Linked DNA regions of Homo sapiens: regions 2 and 3 are each linked to region 1. A link is a loop called in an ENCODE intact Hi-C map of the cell type or tissue named here. Cell type or tissue: endothelial cell of umbilical vein. All regions are shown on one strand. Region 1 overlaps LTBP1 (latent transforming growth factor beta binding protein 1). Region 2 overlaps LTBP1 (latent transforming growth factor beta binding protein 1). Region 3 overlaps LTBP1 (latent transforming growth factor beta binding protein 1).

Region 1 (5,000 bases):
TAGCTCTACAGAACACCCAGTGTGAAGTGCGTATCATAGGTGCTTAGTAAATATTTTTGAAATAATAAATACAAACACAAATAAAATGGCATTTGTTGAGTTCACCAAAATGATAACAAATATTCCTTCTCTAAGGGTGGTGTTTTGTGTGCCAAGCTGAAATGTCAGCATGGGTTTGGTGTGCTCATCTGGCTGGTTAGAAATGAACATTAAGCAGGGGCTCTGGAGCTATGTGGACTCCAGATAGCTGACATGGTTTCCAGGTATGGTTCAACATCTGATATTTAAACAGTTGGTAGTTAAACAAAATTTACTGAGCACCTATAATAAGCCAAGCATCGTGCCCTGCCCAGGGAGAAGTGAGAAAGTTTTCAATCATATAGAGGTCATAGCCTTGCAGAAGCGGTCTGCAGGTGGTATACCCATTATTAAATTATTCCCCCAAAGGTTGTAAGTGCTATAATAGAATTTGCTGAAGGTGCTCTGGAAGCAGAGGTCACAGCTCAGCTTGAGAGTGAGGAATGGAGCAGGGATGGTGTCTGGAAGATGACACTGAACCTCAGTCTTCAAGAACGAGTGAGAAAAATCCAGGGCTCAGGGAAGGAGAGGTCAGGAGGATATTCCCAGCAGAAGGAGTGAACAACAGTCAAATAATTGCACAGTGACATGGGCAACCACAACCAGTCTGACGTTGCTGGAAACAACAGGTGAAGAAGGAAGTGGTAAAGTTAAGATGAAAAGTAGGGGCCACATCACAAGACCCAACTGGTGAAAATATTATCCAAACGTCAAACAACTGTATTTTGGTGGAAAGGTGGCCAAAGCAGGAGTTTGAACTAAGATTAGGATAGTCTTAGCTATATTATTAAATAACTATGTCTTGTTGTGAATAATTCTTGAATAATTATCTATGTTTTTGACTAGCTACTGCTTATGCATGAAACCACACCATTGCTTTGTAAATAATTTTTGGTTGAGAATTAACTGAATTTCATAATTCCACAAAAGCAGTTATTAAGTGACATTATCATTAAACCTTAAAAATCTTGTTTTCCAAGTTTAATATGGATGGCAAATGAACTAATGTCTTAATTGCAAATTTTCAAACCAAATAGGCAATAGACTCCTCAAGTTCCACCTGCCATGTAGTGAACATGGCTATTTTTCTCTAAGAATAAAGAAAAAGAAAAGTCTTGCTATCTATAAAGTCTTGAATTTGATAACCTTTCTTCTCTTTCCCATTTAATTGCTCTAATTGCAAATATGTTTCATAATGAGTTTGACGTGAAGAAATCACATCTTGGTCAGACAATGAAATACAAATTATTTTCTGTGTGAGCATTTGTTGGACCATATTCCAGGACATATGATGATATTCAAGATTCCTTCCAGCCCTGTCAATCCCGGAACAGACTGAGGAAATACAGTTGCACAATTCAAAGCATCCTTTTACAGGTATCATTCCTGGACACTGAAGCTCCTGGCAATACTTTGCCTTAAACGCACTGTCTAAGGGGATGCATTTCAAAGACAGACAATCTATACCACACACCAGACTCTATTTCCTGTGCTGAAGGGAGTCTAGAGTTCTGCATACTCAGTTAGAGTTTAAACAGATGTTCTTGTTAAAATTCATTTAAATGTAAAGTCATACTTTTATATTTCTTAATGTCCCTAACAATTTCAGAAGCCATAGGATTTTTTTTTTTTTTTTTTGAGACAGGGTCTTTCTCTGTTGCCCAAGCTGCCGTGCAGTGGCATGATCACGGCTTATTGCAGCCTCAAACTCCTGGGCACATGAGATCCTCCCACCTCGGCCTCCCAAGTAGTTGGGACTACAGGCATCCACCATCAAGCCTGGCTAATTTTTTTTTTAAAATTTTTATTCATAGAGAAAAGATCTCACCATGCTACCCAGGCTGGTCTCAAACTCCTGGTCTCAAGCAATTCTCCAACCTTGGCCTCCCAAAGTGCTGGGGTTACAACCGTGAGCCATGCACCCAGCCAACATAGGATATTTTTGCACATCCTCAAATTGTATGACAAAATCAAATTACGATAAAGCTCTACCCAAATTACCTGCTTAAAAGCTCCTGTTGTTCACTGTGATTTCTTTTCCCTAGGGACATGTGAAACACGTTGGGAAAAAATCTAAAAACTCACCCACACACCCTTGCCCATCCTGTGGGGCTTGAAAGCCCTGATAACAGAGGCAGCGGAAGGAGCCAGCTGTATTGTCACAAAACCCGTGACTGTCACAAACAGTGTTGTTTACACATTCATCAATATCTGCAAAAAAGACATGGAACATCAGACACAAAACAAACACAGGCTGACAAACACCAGATATTAATGGATAAACAGAGGCACTCAACACATCCTGATTAGTGTGTGATGATGAGATGAACATGTTTACACAGAAAACAGCTTTTAAAATATTTTACATATAAATAAAATGTTTTGATGAAAATGGTTTAACAGCCAAAATGTTGGGTTCTATGAAAAAAACATTTAGTACTTTTCCTTAGGAAATGTTTTTAGACTGAAATGATGGCTGCAAGTGCCACGCCCAGTATTACCTAAACGTTCTCGACTCTTTATTTCCAAGGGACCTTATATTCCTACAGAGAAAACATGTGAAAATATTGTCACTTGTTTTAGTTGCAGTAAATGCTAATAGTATTTGCATCTGATAGTTACAGGTGGAAATGAGCAATAGTTTACTTAACCTTGTGGATAACCTTGATCCAGACTACACAACATCCTCAGGAAGTCAAGAGAGAGTCTGATGAAGTCAGCAGGGTAGCCAGTCAGTCCCAGTGCCAAAAGAAAAGATTTGATGCCACCAATTTACAGCCATTCAAGGTCCTAACCGTCCAGGCTGCTCCAGCTGATTGGCTGACTTGCCAATTCATTTTGTTCTCCATAAACGTGATGAGAGTGATCTTCTGCCTTTTTTTCTCATTAATAAAAATGTTCTTATAAAAGTGATGCCTCAATTGCAAAGTTACAACAGACTTTTAGATAGAATTCTTCTTTATTCTTACGGTTACTAATTTCCTTCTCCGTTCTTTCCTTCCCGTTCTCCTTGGGCACTGCCACATCTATACCACCCATCACCTGGTACTCTGCTCTCTCTGCCCCTGGATTTAACAGTCATGCCACATGCAAGTTTTTGGAGAAACAATTAAGAAAATGTTAATGACAGCATCCAAATATATGTGAAGAAGATTGCACTTTTATGTTCAAATAATGAAATCAGGTAACAACTGTTAAAGAAAATGACAAGTTCAAGTTCACTTGACAGAGTTTAGTTTGGGGAGAGTTACTATTAATAAAATTGAGCATTTTCTCTTTTATTATTTTTATATATAAATATACATATATATATATATATTTTTTTTTTTTTTTTGAGTGAGACGGAGTCTCACTCTGTCGCCCAGGCTGGAGTGCAGTGGCGCAATCTCGGCTCACTGCAAGCTCCACCTCCCAGGTTCAAGCCATTCTCCTGCCTCAGCCTCCTGAGTAGCTGGGACTACAGGCACTCGCCACCACGCCTGGCTAATTTTTTGTATTTTTAGTAGAGACGGTGTTTCACCATGTTAGCCAGGATGGTCTCAATCTCCTGACCTCGTGATCTGCCCGCCTCGGCCTTCCAAAGTGCTGGGATTACAGGCTTGAGCCACCGCACCTGGCCGCATTTTCTCTTTTAAACTTATTTTCTCAACTCAAAACAAACAAACAAAAAACCTACATCCCTTCTCCTTTCTGGGTGGGGCTCCTTCTCCCGCCCTGACCAGTCTCTGCCTCAAGGTCCCACCTGCTCATCCTTCTCCAACATCTTCAGTTATTCCTCCCCTGGATCCTACCCTCACTGCCTTCAAAAATGTTAAAATTGCTTGAAAATAGTTTTCACCTGATCATATCATCGCCCATTGTGCTTTTCTTCTCCTTGGGCACTGCCACATCTCACACCAGCCACGCCTGGTACTCTGCTCTCTCTGCCCTGGACTTAACAGTCACGCCAAAATGTAAGATTTGGAGAAACAATTAAGAAAATGTAACAGCATCCAAATATATGTGAAGATTGTACTTTTATGTTCAAATAATGAAATCAGACAACAAATGCTAAAGAAAATGACAAGTTCAATTTCACTTGACAGAATTTAGTTTGGGGGGAATTAAACTTTTTGTATCACTGCAAAATGTCACAAAGGATTGTCTATACTCATTGTCTTTATTTCCTATTACAGTCTATCTGTAAATGGAAATAATAGTATCAATATGAATAATATTAATAACATTGGTAAGTTCCTACAATTACTGTGAGCATTAAACAAAATAACACGTACAAAGTGCTTTGAAGACTGCCTGGCATGTATCGTAGGGAGACATCCAATATAGTACATGTCAACTTTATTATTATTACTACTATTCCTCTTCCTCCTCCTCCTCCTCCTCAATGACCTAGAATCTTACTTCCTAACTCTTTATGCCACTGAGACTCCTATGAGAAAAAGCACCAGTGACCAGCTCATCACTAAATCTCATGATCATCTTCCGGTCAGTCACCCCTGACCTCCGAGTCTGGCTGAATGCCCACTCCTTGAACACTCTCTTCCCACGTTCAGTGACGGAATATTCTTCTTGTTCTGCCTTGAGCTTGTCCTTGCCCTTTGGCAGCCTGAAAGTGGGTGTCTGCCAAGGCTCCCGCCCTGCCTGAAATCTGCTGTGTGCTCAGCACTCCTCTCCTCCACCCTTCCCACACTCTCCCAGTTTCAGTGACCATGCTCCTTGGGATAAATCCCCCATCCTCCTCTCCAGCCAAGATTCTTCTACGGAGCACTTTTTTTTTTTTTTTTTTTTTTTGAGACAGAGTCTCGCTCTGTCGCCCAGGCTGGAGTGCAGGGGCGCGATCTCTGCTCACTGCAAACTCCACCTATTGGGTTCACGTCATTCTCCTGCCTCAGTCTCCTGAGTAGCTGGGACTACAGGCGCTC
Region 2 (5,000 bases), 100 kb after region 1:
TACAATTCAGGCTGCATTTGGATTCAGTTTCATTGAGAACAGGGAGCTATATACTAAAGGTTTCTGAGCAGGAGAAAGAAAGACTCAAAGACAGACTCTAGGAAAATTCACCTGGCCAACACATGGCTTGTTGAGAAGAGATTAAAAGTCTGATCACTTGAAGGGGTCATGCAAGTATGAGGTTGGTAACAGCCAGGCTGGTGACAGTGAGAACAATCAGGAAGATAAAGAATGGACAAATCTTTTTTTTTTTTTTTTTTAAGAACAACTGAAAATGCATGGTGCTTGACTGGACTACACATCATGAGAAAGTAAGAGAAAGGAGTCAAGGATGTCTGGGAGGCTCCTAATCTAAGAAAAAAGGAAAAAAAAATCACAGCTGGTTTTGCGGAAGGAGTTCTGAGGAAGAAAGAAGGCAGGAAGAAGAGGAGTTCAGTTTTATAGTTCAAGGTCACATTGGGATACCCAAGTAGAAATACCCAGTAGCAGCAGAAGATTCAGAAATACAGTGAAAGAGGAAATCACTGCTACAAATAGACACTTAAGATACTCTGCATATGGAGATCCAGGGGGAAATCAAAGCGATTTGAAAGAGGAGAGATATAAATGAAGTGATTTTACAAAGAAAGATTATATAGTCACTTGCAAAGGTAATTAATTGAAAATCAAAAAGTTGGATACAATGGTAGCAAAACATTACTATCAGGATCATCACATAAAAAGAAAATACAGCCCTCAATCACTATTTAAGCAAATATTAACATTATATGAACATCAATATTTCATGTTCTAAGTAGGCATCGTGATCTATACGTACATATTTTACTCAGAGCATGCAATTTTTAAGTTAATTTCAGTGATAAAATATGATACCTTCCGTGACATTCAAATGATAAGTTAATGCATATTTGCTGTATAAATTCTATGGTGTTCCAACTTGCACGTAGCTGGAAACTGCTACAGCTAGATGACACCTGGTACGGCACACAGTACAGCACCTGACCATCTCATTATTTATTGAAGTGTGTGTTGTTCTGTAATGCACTTTTATGTACAGCATGTAACTGAAAATATTCCCCCGTAACTCATTCTTTTTAAGAAAACCACCATGAAGGACCAGGAAGAGTGCCAAGTCCAGTTGGAGCTTACACGGTACAAGTGAAGCCCTATTATATGTCCCAAGTAAAACCTCAAGTTTGGGTAACCAGCCAGTTGTGGTCAAGAAGGCTGGACAAAATTTCCACTCTTCTATTTCCCCTCATATCCTCACTAGGGTATGATTATTAGCATTCCTCTTCCCCTGAATGGCCTGTATTCCTGTTCATTGGCTGCACCACTACACATTCCATGATAAGATTGAGGACCCAGAATTTTCCCTTGCTAGGTGGTTTCTATAACAGCACCATCTCAGCCTTGCGGCTGGCTGCCAGGTTAATGTAGAGGTTTCCCCCCAGACTCATAAATACCTGATTTACAACCAATGCCTAGTACCCTCTTCCAATGCCCCTTCTTTGACTCTCCACACTGCTTACTGCCTTGACTCTGATGCCATGGGAATGGAGGACAGGAATTCAGACGGAAGAAAACAAACAAAATGACCAAGCAAACCTATCAGGTATAGACAGGAAGAAACAGAAACATCCACAAAGACGAAGAATCGTGTAAGACTCTTCCTGTTATGACTGTTTTAATCAGCTTGTGCCACCGGCACTGGCACCAACACTTCCCCTAATTTTGGCCCGAAGAACCCAGGAAGCCTGGGCCTTCCTTTGTGACACATTCTCACAGCTTCCAGAAAAACTGTTTCCTTCAACTGCCTTGGTTCATCTATTTTTTTATATTTCCTGAGCTACTACAAATTAGAGATTAGATTTCTGTTTCCTATATTTAACGTATATACACTAGAATATATCAATCTTAAGTATACAACTAGATGAATTTTTGCATATCTACTTGTGGTGTAACCACCACCCAGATTGTGATTAAGAACGTTTCTGGCCGGGCGCGGTGGCTCACGCCTGTAATCCCAGCACTTTGGGAGGCCGAGGTGGGCAGATCACGAAGTCAGGAGATCGAGACCATCCTGGCTAACACAGTGAAACCCCGTCTCTACTAAAAATACAAAAAGTTAGCCAGGCGTGGTGGCAGGTGCCTGCAGTCCCAGCTACTCAGGAGGCTGAGGCAGGAGAATGGCGTGAACCTGAGAGGTGGAGCTTGGAGTGAGCCGAGATCGCGCCACTGCACTCCAGCCTGGGCGACAGAGCAAGACTCCGTCTCAAAAAAAAAAAAAAAAAAAAAAAGAATGTTTCCATCACCTGAGAAGGTTCTTTGTGCCCCTTCCCAGCCAACAAACAACTTATCCCCATAATTTTAACATAGGACTTCAGAAATTAATAAATTAATAAGACATTTCTAATTATTAAGAAACAGGAGCAACTGCCTAAGTGATTTTTCCTAGACAGGTAGTCACAAGCTTTCTAAATTAAAGTAAAGGATGTCAGAGACTCACAAACACGTTAAGAACAAAGCATTGGTTGAACTGAACGCATTGTATCTGGATGAGAGAAGAACATTCCAAGTGATGACATCATCAGGCCAAAGTTTAACAACTGTTTGGAACGTGATAGGTGAATGGTAAACCAGAATTCTATTTAGACTTAACAACTGTATGGAATGTGATGGGTGAATGGTAAAGCAGAATTCTATTTATACTTAAAAACTGTATGGAACGTGATGGGTGAATGGTAAACCATAATTCTATTTAGACTTAACAACTGTATGGAACATGATGGGTGAATGGTAAACCGTAATTCTATTCAGACTTAACAACTGTATGGAACGTGACGGGTGAATGGTAAACCAGAATTCTATTTGGACTTCATTGCCTAAAGCTATCTTCTTTCTTTAATCAAATAAAACCTGATTACAATATTTGTCATTTTATAAATAGCTTATTTGTGAAGGAATAAATTCAAATAACAATATAGTGTTTCAGGAGTCTCATATTTTTATTTATTTATTTATTTATTTATTTATTTATTTAAGATGGAGTCTTACTCTGTCACACAGGTTGGAGTACAGCGGCACAATCTCAGGTCGCTGCAACCTTCGCCTCCCAGGTTCAAGCGATTCTCCTGCCTCAGCCTCCTGAGTAGTTGGGATTACAGGCACATGCCACCATGCCCAGCTAATTTTTTTTTTTTTTTTGTATTTTTAGTAGAGACAGGGTTTCACCATGTTGGCCAGGCTGGTCTTGAACTCCTGACCTCAAGTGATCCGCCCACCTCGGCCTCCCAAAGTGCTCAGCCTCCCAAAGTGTGTGAGCCACTGCATCCGGCCAAGTCTCATATTTTAAAGCGTCAACAAACCTTCCTCAACAGATTCTAACTAAATCAAAAGTATTTTAATATTTAGTTTGAAAAATACATGAATTTATTCCTTGTTCTCCCTCTATAGATGACAAATTTCTCTGGAAAACTGTGGAAGTCTGTCCTTTGAAGAAGTGGTATAACCACTGCATACAGAACAACTTCCTGAGTTAAAGAATGAAGGCCAAAATAAATGGCTGAAGGGGCTCAGCACCCACATACAGCCAGTCACCATTCCCTATCCCCATCTGAGCTTTTGTGTTCAGGCAGGCAGTCTAGAAGTTTACAGAAACAGAAACTAGGAAAGAAATTCATACGGACCCATGTGCTCCTCTGGAGTAGGCAAAATCCATGAAGCTACTACAGCTAACATGAAGGAGCTTTACATACTTTTCCACTTATTTAAAACATTTACAGGTATCTCTGCCTGTATAGCCTACCACATACTTCAGCTCACAGATGAAGTTCAGGAACACAAAACTGCTTTTCTTCTAAAACTGCTCTTCTTCTAAAATGGTCAAATATTGGCAATGTCCTATGGTTCAAACTAATACAACAGAAATAAGAGGGCTGGGCTTTTATTAACCAGGTAGTAGAAGAATATAAAGTAATCAGGTATACATGCATAACAAGAGACTCCCTATGAACAACCCAACATAAAACAGCCTAAGTATTTCAGTACATGGGAATGATGCGATAAGGTGACGATGAAGTGAGGACCTTCATCTTCCTTCTACCTCATCAGGATTCTTTACATTTCTATAGCACACCGTATCTCACTGGAACTTCACAACAATTCTGGATGGTGAGCAGTACAAGAATAATTATTCCATTTTACAGAGATAATTTCGTCCAAGGCCATATTTCTAAAAAGGATGGAGAGGATGGGGGAAAATAATAGGAGGAATATTCCACTAAGATCTAGCTTTTGGTCCAACTAGGACAAAATGTTATGTTACCCAGAGCAAGTCTCTGAGTTTCTCTTGATCTCAGTGTCCTCTCCTGTAACACAGAGGGGCTGAACTATATTATCCCCAAGGTTACTTGTAGTTTAAATATTCTCTGACTTCAAAACAATCTGCCAGTTGCCAGGGCTGAAAATGCCAGGGAATAAAGAAAGTATGACATTTGGTGCATAATATATTACGAACAGCACAAGTGCCCTTCTGGGAAATAAATATATTTTTATGCATCTCTTCTCCTACAGGAAAGTATGTATGTTTAACAAAGTGAGTAAGAATTTACTGTCTTCTTAGTGACGCAAGTTTATACAGGAAATGAGGCATGTCCAACAGGAGTCAGGACAAGGTAAGAACAGGACATGAGCATCTTTCTACTGTGTGAAAATATGAAGCTTTCTGGAGATTCATCTGTGTGTGTTCAGCTTTTGCTAGTAAATATAAATTCCATGACAGAATTCCATTAGCAGTATGCCTTCCACTTGAAAGCAGAAAAATACCTCTTAATACAAATACTTTTCCCAGACAGACTATTAAGTTATTTAATAAGGATCACTTAGACAATATATATATTTCTTAAACTTCCAAAGAACAACTTTGCACTGGGTAGACATACCACGAAGGAACATGAAGATATTCTATAGGGTACACACAGGCTTAGACACTTTTAAGG
Region 3 (5,000 bases), 270 kb after region 1:
TGGAAGATCTGCGCCCCTTCCCCTAAACCTCTCCCTAAGCACCTCTTCGTCTGTATCCTTTGCAATATCCTTTATAATAAACTGGTAAACCTGTGTTTCCATGAGTTCTGTGAGCCGCTCTAGCAAATTAGTCAAACCCAAACAGCAGATCATGGGAACCCCAACTTGACACTGGTTGGTCAGAAGTTCCAGAGGCTCAGACTTGCAACTGGTATCTGAAACGGGGGCAGTCTCGTGGGACTGAGCCCTGAACCTGTGGGATCCGATGCTGTCTCCAGGTAGACAGTGTCAGAATTCAATTAAAGGACATTCAGTTGGTGTGCACTGCAGAACTGACTGCTTGCTTGCTGGTGGGCAGAAATCCCCACACATCCGGTGTCAGATTTGCTTTGTGAGAGTATAGTGGGGGAAGCACAGTTGGAGTTTTTCCACATTCAAGCTGCTTTGTCAGCTTAGGTCCCACAGTGAAAATGACATAAAGAAGAATCCCCAGACGACCCGTGATGAACATGTCCCACGTGTGATGATATGGCACAAAGCCCAAAACAGCCTGTAACTACTATCTGCATGAGGAAGAAATAAATCTTTGTTATTTCAAGCCCCTCAGATTATGACTTGTTACGACATCATAACCTAGCCTATACTTGAATTCTATCCTCCTTCCATTAGCTTGTGGACCACACCCTTCTGATTCCCTGCTTCCCTTCCCCCTGTTCCTGCTCCAAAATCCATTCTGCAGCCACCTCCTAGATGCTGTGCAAGGCAGCCTCTAAGATGGCACCCAATGATCCCACTGCCTGGTAGTCCAGATTCTTGCAGAATCCTCTCCCCTAGAGTATAAGGCAGATCAAGGGACTCATTTCTAATGAATAAAATATGACAAACATGATGGGACATCACTTCTGAGATTGCGTTTACAAAAAGACTGTAGCTTCTACTTTGTCCACATTCTCATTCACTGTGAGGAAGGCAAGCTAGCTGTCCTATGGAGAGGCCCAGGTAGTGAGGTATGAATGAGGCCTTCCGCCAAAAGCCATGAGGAACCAAGACCTACCCAAAGCCACGTGAGTAAGCTTGGAAGTGGCCTGAACGACTCACTCTTTGTTCCCATTGCTTATCTAGTCAGGGACTGCACATAGTGGCCCTCAACCCTGGCCATAAAGAACTCTGGAAAAATCTTTACTCTGCAAGCTCCACCCAGACTTGCTGAACCCACTATGAGTGGCTGTGGCCAGATCATGTATGATTAAAGAATAAAAAGTCCACAGGTGTTTCTCATACATCTAGCAAGGGTGAGAACCACTGCTTTAGAGAATCACTCAGCCCAGCAATTGGATGATGAGGAAATGCCCAGAGAAATGAACTGACTGGGCCAAGATCTCATAGCCCGTGGCCAACGTGGAGTTTTGACCCTATTCCCCTGACTACTAAACAGGTGTTACTCCCCCACGCCACAGTGCCTTCTCTACTGGGGTCTCCTCTGAGCTCAACACTCTAAGAAAACATACAAGAAAGGCACAGCCCTGCCTTCAAGGAGCTGCCTGCACAGGATCTACAAATTAGAAGGAAAGAAGCCCGTTAGAACATGCCTCTCCCATAAGCTGTAAGCAGCAAAGAATGGAATAGGGGTTCCAGTTCTTGTAAATTAGGTGTGGCCCTTGGGCTTCTGGGAAGTTTCCAATGTGGGCTGGCAAGTCTAGGCATTCTCTTGGCACAAAATCACCGAACAGTAAAGAGGTATCCGCTTAGGTGAGTGACTGGGCAGACATTACTTAAGAAACTTAAAGGACTTCTTTAAGCAAATCCCAGCCACAGTTGAAGTGATGGCCTGTGGCCACCAGCCATGGCTAGCCACCCACCGCCTGACAGCAGCTCAGAGGTTTCGCCATCCCAGACGGGCATGCCGCCCCAGTTATTTTACCCTTCACTTAGGGCCACCGTCACCTTGCCATGGCCCTAAGCAAACTATCCTTGGCAAAGCAACAACGGCTCCAGATGGAGAAATGACACACTATTCCAACAAACTTTTCAAAGGAAAAACAAATAGATATTTCTGAGTTTGTTTTTTTGTGGGCAGCTGGAAAAGAAAATAAATCCACCAAATACCAACACCTCTCCAAAAAGTGTGTTGCCAGGACCATGATGACTGGTGTTAAGAATGAGAGTTTCCGGCAGAGAGAATGTGACACATCGCTGAGTCAAAGGCAGGCCCAGCCCTGGCTGAAAACCTTTGTCAGAACTGGGTTATGCTTTCACTGTAAGAAGTTTAAAAGGAGGGCAATGGTGAAGTCACATCCATGAGTCACTTTCCCACATGCTATGCTCACTTTTCAACAGGATCAACAGACCAAGTACCCACAGGGTCTCCCTCAGACTGTGAGCTGTTGAGAGCTCTTCGGGGAATACCGTCTTCCATTCTAAGTCATAAGCACTGTGCCCACCCACTCCCTATAAATAACCCAGAGAAATTAATATTGCACAAAATGGTGAAGACAGTAAGCATTTGTGGATGAAAATGGGGGAAAGGGAGAATGAAGAGGCAAAAATCAAAACTGCATGATGTTCATTCTTGTTCTCTTCAACTTTGTTTTGTGAGCAGATAACTGGTCTGGATGCAGATGTCTGTACTAGGAACCTGAGTCTATGAGGCTTGAGAATAATCTTGACTGACAACTTCCAGGCTGTGCTGCACACACACCAAGGGTTTCAAGGTCAGCAGGTAACATTGACCTGCCCTCTGTTCACCCCAGAGATGCCTTAGCAAACAGCAAAAACTCTGGGGCAGGCAGCTCAGACTTGCTTGTTGCCCTCCTAGGAGACAACACTACCTTCTAGATCAAAATGGATCATAAGTGGGAATGACAAGAATGGGTGCTTCATCTGCAGAAATTTGGGAACTGAGGGACTAGATATTCCCATGCACAGGAGGAAGAGGTGCAGACTAGAGGGAGAGGGTGTGGGTATGAATGGAGTGGGGCGGGGAGGGAGGCATCAGTGCACAGAGCCAGGGGCATCTTTCTCCCCAGTCCAGGCTCTCGGAAGTCTGGCTTTGAGTGGGGCCATCATCTCAGGGTACCAGGGATACCTAACAAGTACACAGAGAGGAATCAACAGTCATGTATTGTGCTCAACCCTCTCCCAGACAACTTAACACAATTTCAGAACAAGAGTAAACTTTAAGTAAGCTTAACTTCCGGAGCAAAATATCCTGAGCCCCAAACAAAATTTCCTTTACTGCTGTTGGTTTTTGAAACTGACATTTATTGAGGCACAAAAACATTCATTCTCTGATCTAAATGGTTAGAATAGTTAAACATTGATATGAATCAGGGGTTAGCAAACTTTTTCCATAAAGACCCATATAGTATATATTTTAGTTGTGGGCCAAAAGGCAATATTGAGGGTATCATAGAGGGTACTTAATGAGAGAAAACAATTTCACACACATTTTTCATTGACAAAATTCAAAACATAATATTAATAACAAAGTATAATTATTTGTATATAAGCCTCCTAATGTGAAGAATGATATTCTTTTGGTAGAGGGAGGACAATTTGCTTAATTGGGACTCAAAGTTAGTATTCCTTATCATCAAAATCAACTGCAAATATTATCAAAATAATAAAAAGATCAGTGGTTGCCAAGGATTAGGGGAGAAGGAAGAATGAATAGGTGGAGCATAGAGGATTTTTAGAGCAGTGAAAATACTCTGTAGGATGCTGTAATGGCAGATACATGCCATTATTCATTTTTCCAAACCCACAGAATGTACAACATCAAGAGTCAGCAATATAAACTATGGACTCTGGACGATGATGATGAGTCAATGCAGGTTCATCATTTATAACAAATTACCCCTCTGGTGTGGGAGTGGTAATAGATAATGGAAGAAGCTGTGCACATTTGGGGGCAGGGAGTATATGGACTATATATCTATTTCCCTTCATTTTGGCTGTGAATCTAAAAATTATCGAAAAATAATGTTTATTGTTTAAAAAAAAAAACTAAACATGCAACTACTACATGACTTAGTAACTGCACTCCTGGGCATTTATTCAAGAGAAATAAAAACATATGTTTACACCCTCCCCCCACCCCACAAAAAAAGAATCGCAAATGTTACTCTGCTAATGCTAATCTCTAATGAGATTTTACATATTTCATCTCTGAAAATGTCTTTTCACACACCTATTTGTGTATGGAAAAAATACTGTTATCCAGGAGCATATGATTTTATTTAAGCATATTCATTACTTGGATGGCATTTAAAAATTTTTATTATATTCTTCTGTTGATATCCTCCTTTTGGTATGTTGCTACATTTCAGATTCTTCACTTGCAATTAAAGTTAAGTGGAAGCTCTTCAACTGCACAGTTAAATAGATTTTGAATTATAGAAATTTCCTTTCTACTTGCATTGTGGTCCAAAAGCACTGCTGGTACAGCTGTCCCCTGGTATCCATGGGAGATTAGTTCCAGGACCTCCCTCAGATTCCAAAAACTGTGGATATTCCAGTCCCTAATATAAAATGTCATAGTATTTGCTTCTAATCTATGCATATCCTCTTGTATATTTTAAATAATCTCTAGATTACTCATAATACCTAATACAATGTAAATGCTATGTAAATAGTTGTTATACTGTATTGTTTAGAGAATAATGATCAAAAAGTGTCTGTGAATGTTCAGTACAGATGCCATTTGTTTCTCCCAGATATGTTTGATTCAAAGCTGGTTAAAAACAGATGCAGAACTCATGGATATGGAAGGTCAACAGTACTTAGTTGAGCTAAGAAAATGTATCTGCTACAACTGGTATGCAAACAGAGATCTCATTTCTTATTTTCACTTTTGACAGCATAAGAAGTGTATAAAGCATCTTAATATTACTAGTGATTAAAACAATGTTAGGTGGCATCTAAGTGACTTTACTTCAATATTAAGTTTCACATATAAGCACTGTTTTGCCTTATAGTTTTATGTTGAATTCATTATCAAC

What was found. A loop is a pair of places that touch in the nucleus more often than their neighbours do. Peaks named below come from ENCODE experiments on the same cell type or tissue, not always from the same donor. Only the 100,000 strongest peaks of a DNase experiment are listed, where the experiment ranks them.
Region 2: it touches region 1 in a loop (8-fold over the local background); 1 of 110 quality-filtered maps calls a loop at or near these places.
Region 3: it touches region 1 in a loop (6-fold over the local background); 1 of 110 quality-filtered maps calls a loop at or near these places.

What each region holds. Positions count from the first base shown.
Region 1 is chr2:33,340,127-33,345,126 of GRCh38, reverse strand. LTBP1 (latent transforming growth factor beta binding protein 1) reads right to left here. Exons shown (of 34, transcript NM_206943.4): 25 at 2,164-2,289. Among named protein-coding and RNA genes, the nearest start is that of MIR4430, 76 kb to the left of the region's middle. In endothelial cell of umbilical vein, no CTCF peak of the experiment used is centred here; DNase peaks (open chromatin) are centred at 2,776 and 4,596; H3K27ac peaks cover 3,403 bases.
Region 2 is chr2:33,237,946-33,242,945 of GRCh38, reverse strand. The region is part of intron 9 of LTBP1 (latent transforming growth factor beta binding protein 1); the gene reads right to left. Among named protein-coding and RNA genes, the nearest start is that of MIR4430, 180 kb to the left of the region's middle. In endothelial cell of umbilical vein, no CTCF peak of the experiment used is centred here; DNase peaks (open chromatin) are centred at 2,585 and 4,605; H3K27ac peaks cover 4,522 bases.
Region 3 is chr2:33,067,264-33,072,263 of GRCh38, reverse strand. All of the region lies in intron 3 of LTBP1 (latent transforming growth factor beta binding protein 1), which reads right to left. Among named protein-coding and RNA genes, the nearest start is that of LTBP1, 120 kb to the right of the region's middle. RefSeq lists a silencer at 2,188-2,482 and an enhancer at 1,425-2,624. In endothelial cell of umbilical vein, no CTCF peak of the experiment used is centred here; a DNase peak (open chromatin) is centred at 2,223; H3K27ac peaks cover 2,603 bases.